2 separate regions of the Homo sapiens genome follow, and region 2 is linked to region 1. A link is a contact called in ENCODE Hi-C or POLR2A ChIA-PET data. All regions are on one chromosome and are shown on one strand. The core of a region is the stretch at or near the end of the contact, and the rest is flanking DNA. Distances in the headings are between cores, read along the strand shown.

What was found. A loop is a pair of places that touch in the nucleus more often than their neighbours do. ChIA-PET counts read pairs that join two places held with the same protein, here RNA polymerase II (POLR2A).
Region 2: a map of Caco-2 shows a loop between it and region 1 (14-fold over the local background). The contact joins two enhancer-like sites. A Hi-C loop is called at or near these places in 2 of 168 maps with a recorded cell type or tissue (Caco-2 and PC-3). POLR2A ChIA-PET finds 5 or more read pairs at or near these places in 3 of 52 experiments (H1, OCI-LY7 and activated T-cell).

Annotation. Positions count from the first base shown.
Region 1 is chr1:114,030,483-114,037,043 of GRCh38, reverse strand. No RefSeq gene overlaps it. Among named protein-coding and RNA genes, the nearest start is that of OLFML3, 54 kb to the right of the region's middle. RefSeq lists enhancers at 1-2, 4,672-5,255, 5,840-6,423 and a silencer at 1,723-2,017. Within about 2 kb of position 3,688, at least 3 of the 41 ENCODE cell types and tissues checked have a DNase peak (open chromatin) inside an H3K27ac peak, as active enhancers do.
Region 2 is chr1:114,104,757-114,111,317 of GRCh38, reverse strand. The region is part of intron 3 of SYT6 (synaptotagmin 6); the gene reads left to right. Among named protein-coding and RNA genes, the nearest start is that of SYT6, 46 kb to the left of the region's middle. RefSeq lists enhancers at 2,036-2,085, 5,776-6,423. Within about 2 kb of position 2,522, at least 2 of the 41 ENCODE cell types and tissues checked have a DNase peak (open chromatin) inside an H3K27ac peak, as active enhancers do.

The DNA.
Region 1 (6,561 bases), core at 2,439-4,938:
GAAGAATGCCTCAAGTAAGCATGTGTACAACTGCAGTAAACACACTGCATATGTGGCCCCTCCCAAGTGCTGGCAGGCCACTGCGCATGTGGACAGCCCACCCCAAGGGAAGAATCGGGGGAGAAGGGATGCAAGACCCCAAAATATGCCAACATATAAAACCTTAAGTCAAAGGTCAAACTGTGCACTGGATCTTTTAAGTTGCCTGCTTGGCCTTCTTCCAAGCATACTTTACTTCCTTTCATGCCTGCTCTAAAGCTTTTTTATAAAGTTTCACTGCTTCTCTAAAACTTACCTTGGTCTCTTACTCTGCCTTATACCCCTCAGTTGAATTCTTTTTTCTGAGGAGACAAGAATTGAGGTTGCTGCAGACCCATATGGATTTGCCACTGGTAATAAATGTATTGAACAATTGATCAGAGGCCCTTCATTGCCCTCTTCCAGGTGTCCACATCTCTGTTCTCTGGAAGGCCTGCCTGGGCCCAGGACTGTTTCTGTCACATGCACTTGCCTGAAGAGCCCTGACTTAGTAGACAGGTGGGTGGCTCTTAAGGTGGGTTTAGCTCTTCTGTGACTTTTTCTGTCCTGAGCCTCTATTGGAGCTAAGCCTCATTCACTGCCACGTGATGTGGCAGACTGGCACCACCCTCACCAGAGTTCCAACCTTGTAATCCATGTGACAGATCCCTCCTTCCTCCAAATCTCCAAATAGCAGGGAAATTACTTGTCATTTGGTCATTCTCTGTGCCTGGGTAATCAAAGCTGTCACCTGGGGTGTGTCAGATGACCACTGATTATGGATTCTCCCCTTTCCTAACACAGCCTAGCCAGTCTTCGTCAGACTGTATAGTTATTTTATTTATTTTTACCTTTTTCATTTTTACACCTCTGTTCTAGGCAAACACAAACTCTATAGTAATATCTCTGATGGCATTTGAAGCAATTCTTTATCAAAGTTCTCCAAAGCTAGAAAGACCTGGAGCACTGAAGGTTGTGATCATTTAGTCTCCATTTCCGAACTAGTGTAGTGTGTAGTTTGAGAGATTGAGTTCTAGAGCCACACTGCCTCAGACAGATCCTAGTTCCACCACTCGCTAGGGGAATGACCTTGGGCAAGTCACATGAACTTTTAATTCAAGTTTGTCCAACCTGCAGCCTATGGGCCATATGCAGCCCAGGATGGCTTTAAATATGGCCCAACACAAATTCATAAACTTTCTTAAAATATTATGAGTTTTTTTTGTAATTTTTTTTTTTTTTTAGCTCATCAGCTATTGTTAGTGTTAGTATATTTTATGTGTGGCCTAAGACAATTCTTCCTCCAATGCGGCCCAGGGACGCCAAATGATTGCACACGCCTGTTTTAATCCTTTGGTTGCTCATCTATGAAATGGAAATAGAAAATAATAGTGTCTTTTCTTAGTATTACTGTGAGGATTAAACAAGACCATCCAGGTAAAAGAGCTTAGAACAGAGTAGCTCCTCAAATAAAGGAGAGCTACCATTATCTGTACATAAGAGAAGGCAACGCCTCGGGCAGAATGTTCCCCATTCTCTAATTCCCTTCCTCATCCCACTCCATCCCCTTCACAGTCCCCACTGTAAGTCCTTCCTCAGTCAGGATATTCTTCCTCTCCTATAGGATGAGGAAAACCTAAGCCCACTCTCCTCTTGGTCCTGCCATTTCCTCAGGCGGGTGTCAGTATGGTCTTCCTCCATCCAAGGCTCTGCTAATCAGCTGAGAACTACGCATGTGGGGAGGGATGATGAGCAGAAATAGTGGATTTTTCACCTCCATTTCAGCTCCTCTCCATGAGCAAATGCTGCAGTCTTCTTTCCCTGAATGACCTAAAAGAAAATACCCCTTTGCAATTCATTTTCTTACAAAGACCTCAGTCTAGCATATGTAATGCATGCATATTCTTCCCATTAACACAGCTTTGACCCTACTCTTAAGGAAGTAATTATCCTGGCCTTATTATGCTAAAGAACCTTTTGCCTACGTTCTGACCTGGTTTTTATTACAAGGCGTCTCCCCGTTAACTACAAAGGCTTCCATCTGAATTGGGAGATTAATGGTACCATCTCCTTGGCATAATTTCTCTGATCCCCAAATTCCTCTTTTAATGATAGCTGTTTTTCTTGCTGCTCATTTCGCTGTTCACTTCCATCTTCCTATTTCGAAGCTCCAAACCCTTGTGGGAACTCCCACTCAGCAGCAGTTTCTAGCTGGATGGGCACCTCTTGGTCCCAGCCCACTGTAGAGATGACTAACCCATCCTAAACTCAAAGATGAATCACTCAGATTACCAGCTCCCACCAATTTTTCACAGACCCCGTTACCTCCTAGGGTGCCCATCTCATCCCACCCTGTCCTCCTGGAACAGTGGTTCTCACCTTTGTCCACTCCTCCGGCATGCACTTGTGCTCACATTCCTAGCACCAGTGTTATGAAAGAGGGGTCCCAATCCAGACCCCGAAAGAGGGTTCTTAGATCTTGCACAAGAAGGAATTCCAGGTGAGTCCACAGAGTAAAGTGAAAGCAAGTTTATTAAGAAAGTAAAGGAATGAAAGAATGGTTGCTCCATGGACTGAGCAGGGCATTTCTGAAAGCAAGAGGAGTAAGGCGCCCACCTTATTAGGTGCAATGCATGTTTATATATGAGATAACAAGGCAAAAAATCATGAAAAGGATGTGGTCTATTACAAGGGCTCATGACAAAGGATTGTTAATCCTTGTGTAACTACTGACTTTTGCAAGAATCTATATTACTATCTTTAAAGCAAAATTTATTACTAAACAAAGAATGCTTTTGTGCTTAAGATAGCAGGACATCAAGACATTTCTTGGGTCTGTTAAGTCCTGGGTCTGTTTGGTAAACATTATTAACCTGTTCCCTTAACTGTAAACACCCTGTGACTGCGAATCCCTAACCTCCTGGGAATGCAGCCCAGCAGGTCTCAGTCTCATTTTACCCAGCACCTATTCAACATGGTTCCAAAGCTTCTGACAGTAAGACACCCCTGGATTTTCTTTTTTCTTTTTTTTTAAACTTTATGCTTTGTGGCATTAATAAAACCGTCCTCAGGTAACGCTCTATCCCCAGTCCCAACCATTATTACAAATCTTCCCACAACTGAGCAACACTCCCCCACATCCCATTAAAAACCTGCATTCTCTACCTATTGTATTCCAGAGCTACAATTTCTAGAAGCTTCTTAAACATGCAATAACAACAAACACAATTCCTTCTAAGGGAAAAGAAGGTCCAACCCCATCGCAAAATTCCCCAAGAAACAGGAAAGCGTTAATTCCACCTTAAATCCCAAGCAGTCAATAACCCAGTGCCCATAATGGGCTCTGCAGATCACCCCACCCCACCATCTGCCCCAATTTCCAAAATCTGCTCAGCAACCAAAGCCATTAAATCCAGAAACTAATTTGTAAGGAAAACAATGAAAAGAGTAATAATCTCTCCGTAGGATGCCAATGGAAGGTCCCACAGGGACTGGTGCACTGTAGAGAAAGGAGAAGGGTACCTGGAAAGAAATGCCTATTAACATTCAAAGCCCCCTAGTGGAATGGAAGCTGACCTGCTGCAGAATGAAAATGTCCCAGCCCACAGGAGCCTGCACTCAGGTTCGCTTTATTTATCCTGCAAACAGGAGTTGCTAATAGCAAACAATCTTGGGCCTGCTCCCCACAGCTCAGGGGTAGCTCGCAGCGCTGTCCCCAAGACACGTGCCTGGGTTGCTTTGGAGCAATGCTATTTGCAAAAGGAGAAAAAGAAAAATGAAGCAGGGATGTGGAAGTGGGAGAAAGAGCCAGAAAGGCTGAAGAGTAAGCTGGCAGAGAGGGCAGTCTGGTGGTCTTTGCACAGTTGCTGCAGCGGGGGCCAACCTTGCCGAAGGGAAATACTGATGTGATCTTCTGTTCTTCATGGATGGGGGCCAGATACTCAGAAATGGGGAGAGATTCACCTTGAGTCATCCAGTGAGTCACAGACAGGAGGCAGAAATAGATCTTATGACCCACTGTTCACTGTCAAAGACATCTTTTAGCATCTGTAACCAGGATTCCTGAGTGGGGATGGATTCGGGTGCTCCTTGCATTCAGATTGGTTCATTTGATGAGATGTCTGTTCTCTTCCATTCCAAAGGCAAGTGATTTAAAGTCAAGACAGACCAGGATCTTCAAACAAACTTTCCTGGCCAAGGCTACCTCTCTACTCACATTAAGTATGTCTGTTTCCCATTGTTGGCAAGGTAGAATTCATTTGCTTCCTGTCTCTCCTTTGCCCGACTGCTGTCTTGCTTCCACAACACCAAGTCCATCTAGGAATTTTAGATCTCGCTGGGGCCTCATGCATTCCAGAAAGCCTTTCTTGATTAGATTGCCCCAGTTTTGTTCTTTTCTCTTACTTGTATTTTATTAGGGCTTGTGACAGACAGTGGGAACTGCTTACCCAACATCCAAGGTCCCTTCAGCTCCTATGTTGTCAGAAGTCAGATTCAGTTCTGATATTCACCCTCCCCCTGTGCTCAAGGAGGGTGTTCCTTGTCACACACGTCCGTGTGAAGAGACCACCAAACAGGCTTTGTGTGAGCAACAAGGCTGTTTATTTCCCCTGGGTGCAGGTGGGCTAAGTCCAAAAAGAGAGTCAGTGAAAGGAGATAGGGGTGGGGCTGTTTTATAGGATTTGGGTAGGTAGTGGAAAATTACAGCCAAAGAGGGTTGTCCTCTGGTGGGCAGGGGTGGGGGTCACAAGGTGCTCAGTGGGGGAGCTTTTGAGCCAGGATCAGCCAGGAGAAGGAATTTCACAAGGTAATGTCATCAGTTAAGGCAGGAACAGGCCATTTTCACTTCTTTTGTGATTCTTCACTTGCTTCAGGCCATCTGGATGTATACATGCAGGTCACAGGGGATATGATGGCTTAGCTTGGGCTCAGAGACCTGATATTCCTGTCTTCTTATATTAATAAGAAAAATAAAATGAAATAGTGGTGAGTGTTGGGGCAGTGAAAATTTTGGGGGGTGGTGTGGAGAGATAATGGACGGTGTTTCTCAGGGCTGCTTCGAGCGGGATTAGGGGTGGCGTGGGAAGCTAGAGTAGGAGAGATTAAGCTGAAGGAAGATTTTGTGGTAAGGGGTGACATTGTGAGGTTGTTAGAAGAAACATTTTTCGTATAGAATGATTGGTAATGACCTGGATACGGTTTTGGATGAATTAAGAAACTAAACGGAAGACACAAGACCCGAATAAAAGAAGTAGAAAAACAGATATTAAAGGACTAAGAATTGGGAGGGCCCAGGACATCCAGACATCCAGGACATTAGAGAGTGCCTAAGGGGGTTCAGCGTAATTACTTGCTTGGTCCCAAGTTTAGGCTCTATCCTTGAGTTTTTTTATGTTGTCACAAACCAAGTCAGACTGATTTAGGTAAAAACAACACTTTTCATTTAAAAATATACAGAGTCTTTTTTTTTTTCAGTGTGTAAGTTGAGGCCTCAGCGATTTTGGAGGAAAGAGAAATGCAAAGCCAGCAATTGTTTGTTAAAGAAGGATTAGAAACGGCTAGGAGAGAGTGAGAGAGATTGATAGTGTGGTGGAGATAGCTGGGGAGAGAGGTAGAGAGTGGCATAAGAATGAGAATGAGAATAAGAGTGAGTATAAAAGTAAAGAATAGGGCTTCATCAGGGTGAAAGTATTGGAGCGTACCCTGTCAGCAAAGATTATCTATCCACTTTAAGAGAGACTTAAGGGTGGCGGTTTGAGGTAAAACCAGGAGATATCAGTTATGCTGGTTCGAAGGAAAAGTGTAAACCGGCAATGTAAACAAGAGCAGGGCATTTATGGGTAGATGAGAATGGCGAATAGGAGTATGACTAGACAGAAGACAGTAGGGATGACAAGTTTTTGGGGTGCAGTTCAAGTTGGGCTGGTGTCTGGAATGAGACTGGGGCCTAATAAAAAGGAGCATCCATACAGGAGCGCAAATGGGCTGTACCCTGTAGCAATCCGAATTCTGAGAAGGGCAAGTGGTAAAAGTACTGTCCAGTCCTTTTTAAGTTGGAGGCTGAGCTTGGTGAGGTGTGTTTTGAAAAGACCATTAGTCAGTTCTACTTTTCCTGATGATTGAGGACGGTAAGGGGTATGAAGGTTCCACTGAATACCAAGAGCCTGAGAAACTGCTTGGGTGATCTGACTAGTAAAGGCCTGTCCATTATTAGACTGTATAGAGGTGGGAAAGCCAAACTGAGGAATTATGTCTGACAGAAGGGAAGAAATGATCGTGGTGGCCTTCTCAGACCCTGTGGGAAAGGCCTCTACCTATCCAGTGAAAGTGTCTACCTAGACCAAGAGGTATTTTAGTTTCCTGACTCGGGGGATGTAAGTAAAATTAATTTGCCAGTCCTGGGCAGGGGCAAATCCCTGAGCTCGATGTGTAGGGAAGGGAGGTCACAGGGCCTGAATAATCCCTGAGGAGCAGTAGCATAGCAGATGGAACACTGAGAAGTGATTTTCTTGAGGATAGATTTCCACAATGGAAAGGAAATGA
Region 2 (6,561 bases), core at 1,273-3,772, 75 kb before region 1:
AATAGTAGTAGCCATCTCCCAAGGCTTTTGTGAAGATTATATGACATCATACGTATAAGCACTTAGGGCAGGACAGCACATAGTAAACACTCAATGTTATGGTTATTATGGCTGGAGTGTACGGCACCTGGGGCAGAACAGTGGAAGGTGAGGCTGGCTAGAAAGGCGAGGGCCACCCGGTGAAGAAGCTTGAATGCCATGTGATTCTGTGGATTAGTGATTTTTCATGCCGACTCCTAAAAGTTCCAAGGAGGGAGCCCGAGGTGTTGAAGGTACTCTGGATGCCCTGTTTCTGAGCCACTCTTCAGCTGCTGTATATGATTGGGCTTTTGGATGATACTTCATTTGAAGAAGAGGCTTTCCAACTACAAAACAAGTGTGAAATGAGAAGCCACTGAAGAATTCTGAGCAGGAGACCAACCACCTGGTTACAGCAAGGAGGATGGATTGGAGGGAGTGGGCAGGGGGAGTTAGAAAACTGCAAGGATCTGGCAGAGATGGTGCAGGCCAGAGCTGAGGTAGTGCAGCGAGGATGGGAGGAGAGGGCCTCAGAGTTTGGGGACACTCAGAAGGGAGAAGCTGTGCAGCTTGGGAACTGAGTAGCTGTGGAGGCCGTAGCATCTGAACTCATGCTCACTTTCTCCCGGCCCCTGCCACCCATTCTTTACAAGCTGCTGAAGTCCCAAACTGCTGCAAGTCCTCAAAGGGCTCTGCTTTTCATAGGAAGCAAAATCCAAGCACTTGCAAGTCCTCCCTTAACCTCCCTCTTACCCTTTGCTTACTCTGGTATCATAGCCACCATCCGCTTCCCCCAGCCAGACCCACAGCACTCTTTGCTAGCCTCTGCTGAGAGCTCTCCTTCCATTCTTGGCTGCTCCTCCCCATCTTTCAGGACCACTATGAATAAAGCGGCCGCACACCCACTCACTACCCTTGGTCAGGTCCCTGGCTCCCTCGCTGCCCTTGGGTACCATCTTGCTTAGTGTACTTTTGTCTTCCTCCCTTAGAATACAAGTTCCTGGAGGGCTGGGACTTTGTCTTATCATTACTATCTCTCCAGATCCTCCAACATTTAGTGGGTGTGTGACAAATGAATGACACACATGAAAATGGTCTCTGGTGTGGGTGTCTGGGTTGAAGGTGACACAGTGGACTGAGTAGGAAGTAAAGCAGGAAGGGCAGGGGTAGAGCCAGTCTCCCATTGTCTGCAGAATCAAGGACAAACTCCCAAGTATGGGCTAAGAGGCAGGCAAGGCTGGCCCTTGCCTGGGGCCCTGTTTCTAGCCTCATCTGGGAGCTCTCCGCCCCTGTCATCACCATGCTGTCAGCCACAGGGAACCTCTCATGCGCCCCGAACACTCCCTGCCCCTTCTGTGTCTTTAGGCACTGTTGATCCCTCTCCAGAGAAAAAAAGCAAAAGCGCTTGCTTACTTTTTTCTGCTAGAAATCTACTTTTACTGACCTGTCTAGATCCTATCAAATATCACCCTCTTTGGGAAGCCTAGCTTGAAATCTGGGGCTGAATTCCTTCTTCCTTGCTCTGCATGCCCACGTCTTGTCCACACCTCTATTACTGCACCGACCAAACCAAACAGTACTACCTACTGACATGCCTTTCCCTGCCCCTGTTCCAAGACCGTGAGCTCTTTATAACAGTAGTAATAATTATAATAGTTGCCAATACTTACTAAGCACCTACTCTGTGCCAGCCACTGTGCTAAGTAAGCACTTTGCACAAATTACCTCATTTAATCTCTGCGGCAACCCTAAGAGGTGGGTCCTATATTCATCCCACTGTACAGTGTACAGGTTAGGAAGCCAAGATTATGAAAGGTTAAGTAAGCCATACTACTCTCTTAGGAGTACTTAAGCTTTCATAGTCTTAAGAGCTGGAAGCTGGATCTGCCTGACCCCAAATCCACATTCTCAACCATTTGTTCATTAGCCAGTATTTGCTGAGCACTTACTACACATCAGGCACTGGGCTACACATGAGAGGTATAAGGATGAATAAAACCAGACCCCATTCGTGCCTTCAAAGAGCATACAATCTGGTGAGAAACACAGGCATTCATCATGTAGTCCCCAGATCAACATAAAAGTTAGAGTTGTAGTGTGTGCTATGAAGAGGAGGCCTGTGTTGCTATGGGAGGAGATATCACAGGGGCTGGCTCAGCTCCAGGTATCTGGCTTCCACATCTGACTCATCTCTGTACCCCCAACACAGAGCCCCAGGCCTACAATGCGGGGTTTCTTTAGCCATTGGAGTCCAACTGGCTTCTACCTCATCTCTCTTCCAGCCCCCCTACCCTCCCACAACCCCTGGGGAACTTAACAGCACTTCCTGCCCAGTGCTTCTGAGATCTTTTTAGGTCTCCTATGGCTTTCCTGAAAGTATAGCGGATGCTTCTCTGCTGATGATGAGAGATTCAGACAAGCCACTTAATGACTAAGAGACTAGAAGTGCTCTGTAAGAAATGGGGAAGCATTGTTCTTGCTTTGCTTAGCCTGCATTCCCAAGATGGACTCACAGGCACTGACGCCACTCGCTGCTTATTCAGGAGGAAACATGACTGGCCTTGGAGAAGAACAAAACATTTGAGGGGCAATGGGAACTTAAAAAATGGGAGCATTTGGATTTCAAAACGAAATTGCTAGATTCCCTGAGGCAGGCGATAGACACCACTTAAGCATCCTTGGGTCGTCTCAGTTGGTGATGGCTGATAGATTTTCCAGTTGGAATCTTGGGTTCTCATGGCTGACAGGGACCTTGAGGATAGAGCATCTCATCTAGAACAACCCCTTCATTTTATAGCCCAAGGACCAGAGATGGGAAATGATTTGCTCAAGGTCTCACAGCTAACTGGGGGTAGAGGGTCTAAAGTCCAGGTCTCCTGATTCATGGTTCACTGCTCTTTCATGGGCAGCCCACAAATAGGATCTCTTTTTCTATGCCCAGGACTATGTGACTGCATCAAGTAGAGAGAAGTGCTTTAATCAGTTGTTGCAGATGGGCCTCTGGGAAGCCAGGGAGCACAGTGTTGTGCTATAGATAGGTGAGCCTTTAAGAATCTTACTCTCCAGATGCCCTGTGCACTGCAGCCAAGGAGAATGCTACTAATATGGGCAGCGACATCAGGTGGACAAGTTGCACTAAAGGACAGATTTCTCCAGAAGCCAACATCCTGGCTTCCCCTCCCCTGCCAGCAGGTCCACCTCCTGCAAGCACTAGCCAAGACTTTCAGCCAGCTGCTACTGAGCTCAGATCTACCCTATCAGCTCCTAGGTTAGAAGTCTAGAGGGCTACGCTGGTTTCTGCTGCTTTCTGGACAGCAGTGACCTCTCCTGCACCAGAGAGCTCATTACCAGTCAGGGGCCCTAAGGCAGCCTCTCCTGACAGCAGGTGAAGATGAAAGCAATAATGTGCTAGCTGTTCTGAAGCCCCTGGTCACCCCTTGTTTTATTGAAGTCCAAAGTCTCAAACACCTCTAATGAGGATAAAAGGCTGGTAAGCCATGTGGGATCTGACTGAAACCGCCTGAGAGAGGGTAGTGCAGAGAGAGGACCTGGTGAGGGCCGAGCTGGGGCCTGGCTTTCCAGAGAGAGAGAGTGACTACCAGGAGATGCTGACCCTCTCTGTTTAGCTCTCATCTCTTATTTACTCAAAATTAACCTGTTTAATTTCCTTTATTAAATAATCCAGTCCTCCGCTGCTTGTGTGTGCAGGGGAACAGTGAACCAAGAGCTGCTGACTTGCCACCAGGCACAGTGAGGGCCAGCCACTCCCCCGTGCGAAGCCTGGAGCCAGGCTTTTGTCTTCTGGCCCTGGTTTCCTCCCTGCCTCCAGGTCATAGTGGGATCTTGAGCCAGTCCTTTCACCTGGCTGCGCCCATGGATGGAGGGTGCAGTTCATTTTTGGGTGCACGGGCCACACCACACTGCAGACTCAGCACCTGCATGTCGCCAGCTGCCACGGTCCTATGAGAAAGAGCAGGGGTCCTGCAAAAACCAGGGAGGTCTGCGGGTCACTGCTCCCCTGGAGGGAGCCATCCTGACAGCAGTTCATAGAGCCTGGGGCAATGCTGTTTACCCCGAGGGACCCCTCATATCCCCAGGCAAGCCTCCCAGGTCCATAACAAATCAACTCAGACTCCCCCAAAAGAGACAGCCTGTGAAAGCGCAGGCAACTCCGCATCTGTAGGACTTGGTGGTGGGGAAATGGTGACAGTGGCCTTTTGTTTGCTCCCTCTCAGAGGGGCCACAGGAGCTTCCAGAGTTCTTCCCAGGGCCCTAACTTGATCATAACACTGCGTGAAGAACCACTCCTTCCAGAGTTCTTTTACTAAAATGTGAGCACCCCTTTCTGCAAGCATTTCTGTAGCTGCTTTTGTGTCCTGCTGGGCATGCTGAAGCACAAGCAGGTGCAAGGCAAGGACCCTGTCCCAAAAGGGGCTCTCGTCACTAGATGCTGGGGGGCACAGCTGCAGGGCAAAGGGGACTTGGTGACTCCTGTGAGCTGTTCGAGGACAGGAAGCCCTGCAGGGGTGTTCGGGAGAGATGCTTACTGTGGGCTGGACCCTGGGCAAGGGTCCATGGGGGTGTGGTGTGGGGGCATGATGTAGGTATAGGAGTATCCAAGCAAAGAGGAGAAGGGGAGGCATTTTGACAAGAAGGACCAACAATATACCAGCCATGTGGAGCAGAGGGTTGGCACAGAGAAGGGAGAGAGCAGCAGGTGAGGAGGTAGGACAGGGCCCAGTTGCTGAAAGCCCCAAGTGCAAGCTAAGAAGATGAGCCTTGATCCCAGAAGCCAAACAAGGGGAACCACTGAAGGGGTTTGAGCAGTGGCAAGGATATATGAAAATCTGGCACCAAAGCACTCACTAGTCACACAGCCTTGGGCCAGTTATTTAACTTCACCAAACACTAATTTTCTCCTGTGTGCAATAGGGATGATGAGAGAGAGAGCACCTACCTCGCAGGGCTGAGGTAAGACTCACCGAGATAATCTAGCAAAGTACTTAGCAGAGGCCTGGCACACAGTCCATGTGCAATGGGTTGGTTCCTAGTACTGTGCTCACTGAATCTAAAGAGTTTCAGTAACTTGGGGCTTGAAGGGTTATTAAGGGAAATAAAGGGGCTTCTCTTTACACCTCAGTGCCTATGTGAGACATGGAATATTTAGCCAGATGTGATGCTGATCTGCCCCCTGCCGCAGGACCCATGCCAGGGCACAGGGCACTTGCTATGTGTCTCTCTCTTGACTAGGGGACTAGGGAGCCAGGAGATGCACCTGAGTGAGATGGGGACTCCAGCACCTTCTTTTAACTGGTTACGCCCCGCTAGACCATCTGCATGTCGAGGGTGGGGACTGCATACTCTCCACAAAGCATGGTGCCTCTGGCAGGCACTCTGTAAATACGAATGGAAACAAAAATGAACAAGTGGATGGAATGTAAGCCAAGGTGCAGAAGGGTGAGGGTTCCCTTGAGCAGCTTCCTAGATGAGCTGGAAGGGCATTGCTCAAAAGCGGAGTGCAAGGACCACTCTCTCGAGAGTCACGAGTCCAAGCAGCTGGCAAGGCTTGTAAACCTGAGCAAGTTATTCGTCCGTGAAATGGAGGGGAAAATGCCAACAAGCCTGCCTCGCAGAGTTGCTGAGAGCCTCACAGCTGGAAGTGATCTTCATGGAGGCGCTTCACAGGGGCTGGTGTGGGATGGCTGGCTCTGCGGAGGCCACGTGGTTCTGTGTGCAGGAGGGGTGGCTGTCTCCACAGTGTGCCCCGCCCTGGCCCCAGCCAGGCCCTTCCTGGGAAGCTGGGGGTATTCACCTTCTGCTGTTCCTAGAATTTGATTTGGGGGGTGACTTTTTTCGGGGGCCTGGACAAAAAGACAAATCTAGGGCTAGGAAAAGAGGGTGAGGGTGTCAGGGCTGCCTAGAGGAGAGTGCGGTGAGCGCAGGCTCTGGAGGTAGGGGGAGACAGGGCCTTGGCTTATTCTCCAGGGGGGGAACAGGGCTGTAGGAGTCTCCAGGAGAGGGTGGCTCTTTGCAAGGAGAATGGACAAAAACCCTGGTGTCACCCTCGACTCTTCTCTCTCCCAGAAGTCATTATCTCCTTAGAGAGGTCTTCTCTAGCTAAACATTCAACAACTGTAGCCTCCTGCTGGTCATTTTATATTCCACTTCTCTGCCTTTTGTTCTCCTTGATACTTTTGACTATCTAACTTATATACTTACCTCCTTTATTGTCCTTTGCCCTAATAAAATGTAAGCTCCACTCGTAAAGATGGCAACAATAGACACTGGGGACTACTAGAGTCGGGAGGGAGGGAGGGGGCAAGGTTTGAAAAGCTAACTGTTGGGTGCTATGCTCACTACCTGGGTGGCAGGATCATCTGTACCCCAAACCTCAGCATCATGCAATATACCCATGTTACAAACCTCTATATGTACCCTCTGAATCTGAACCTAAAATAAAAGGTGGAATTTTTTTTAAGTTGAAATTTATTTTTTAAGTTCCATGAAAACAGGGATTTTTGTCTGTTTTGTTCTCTCCTATAT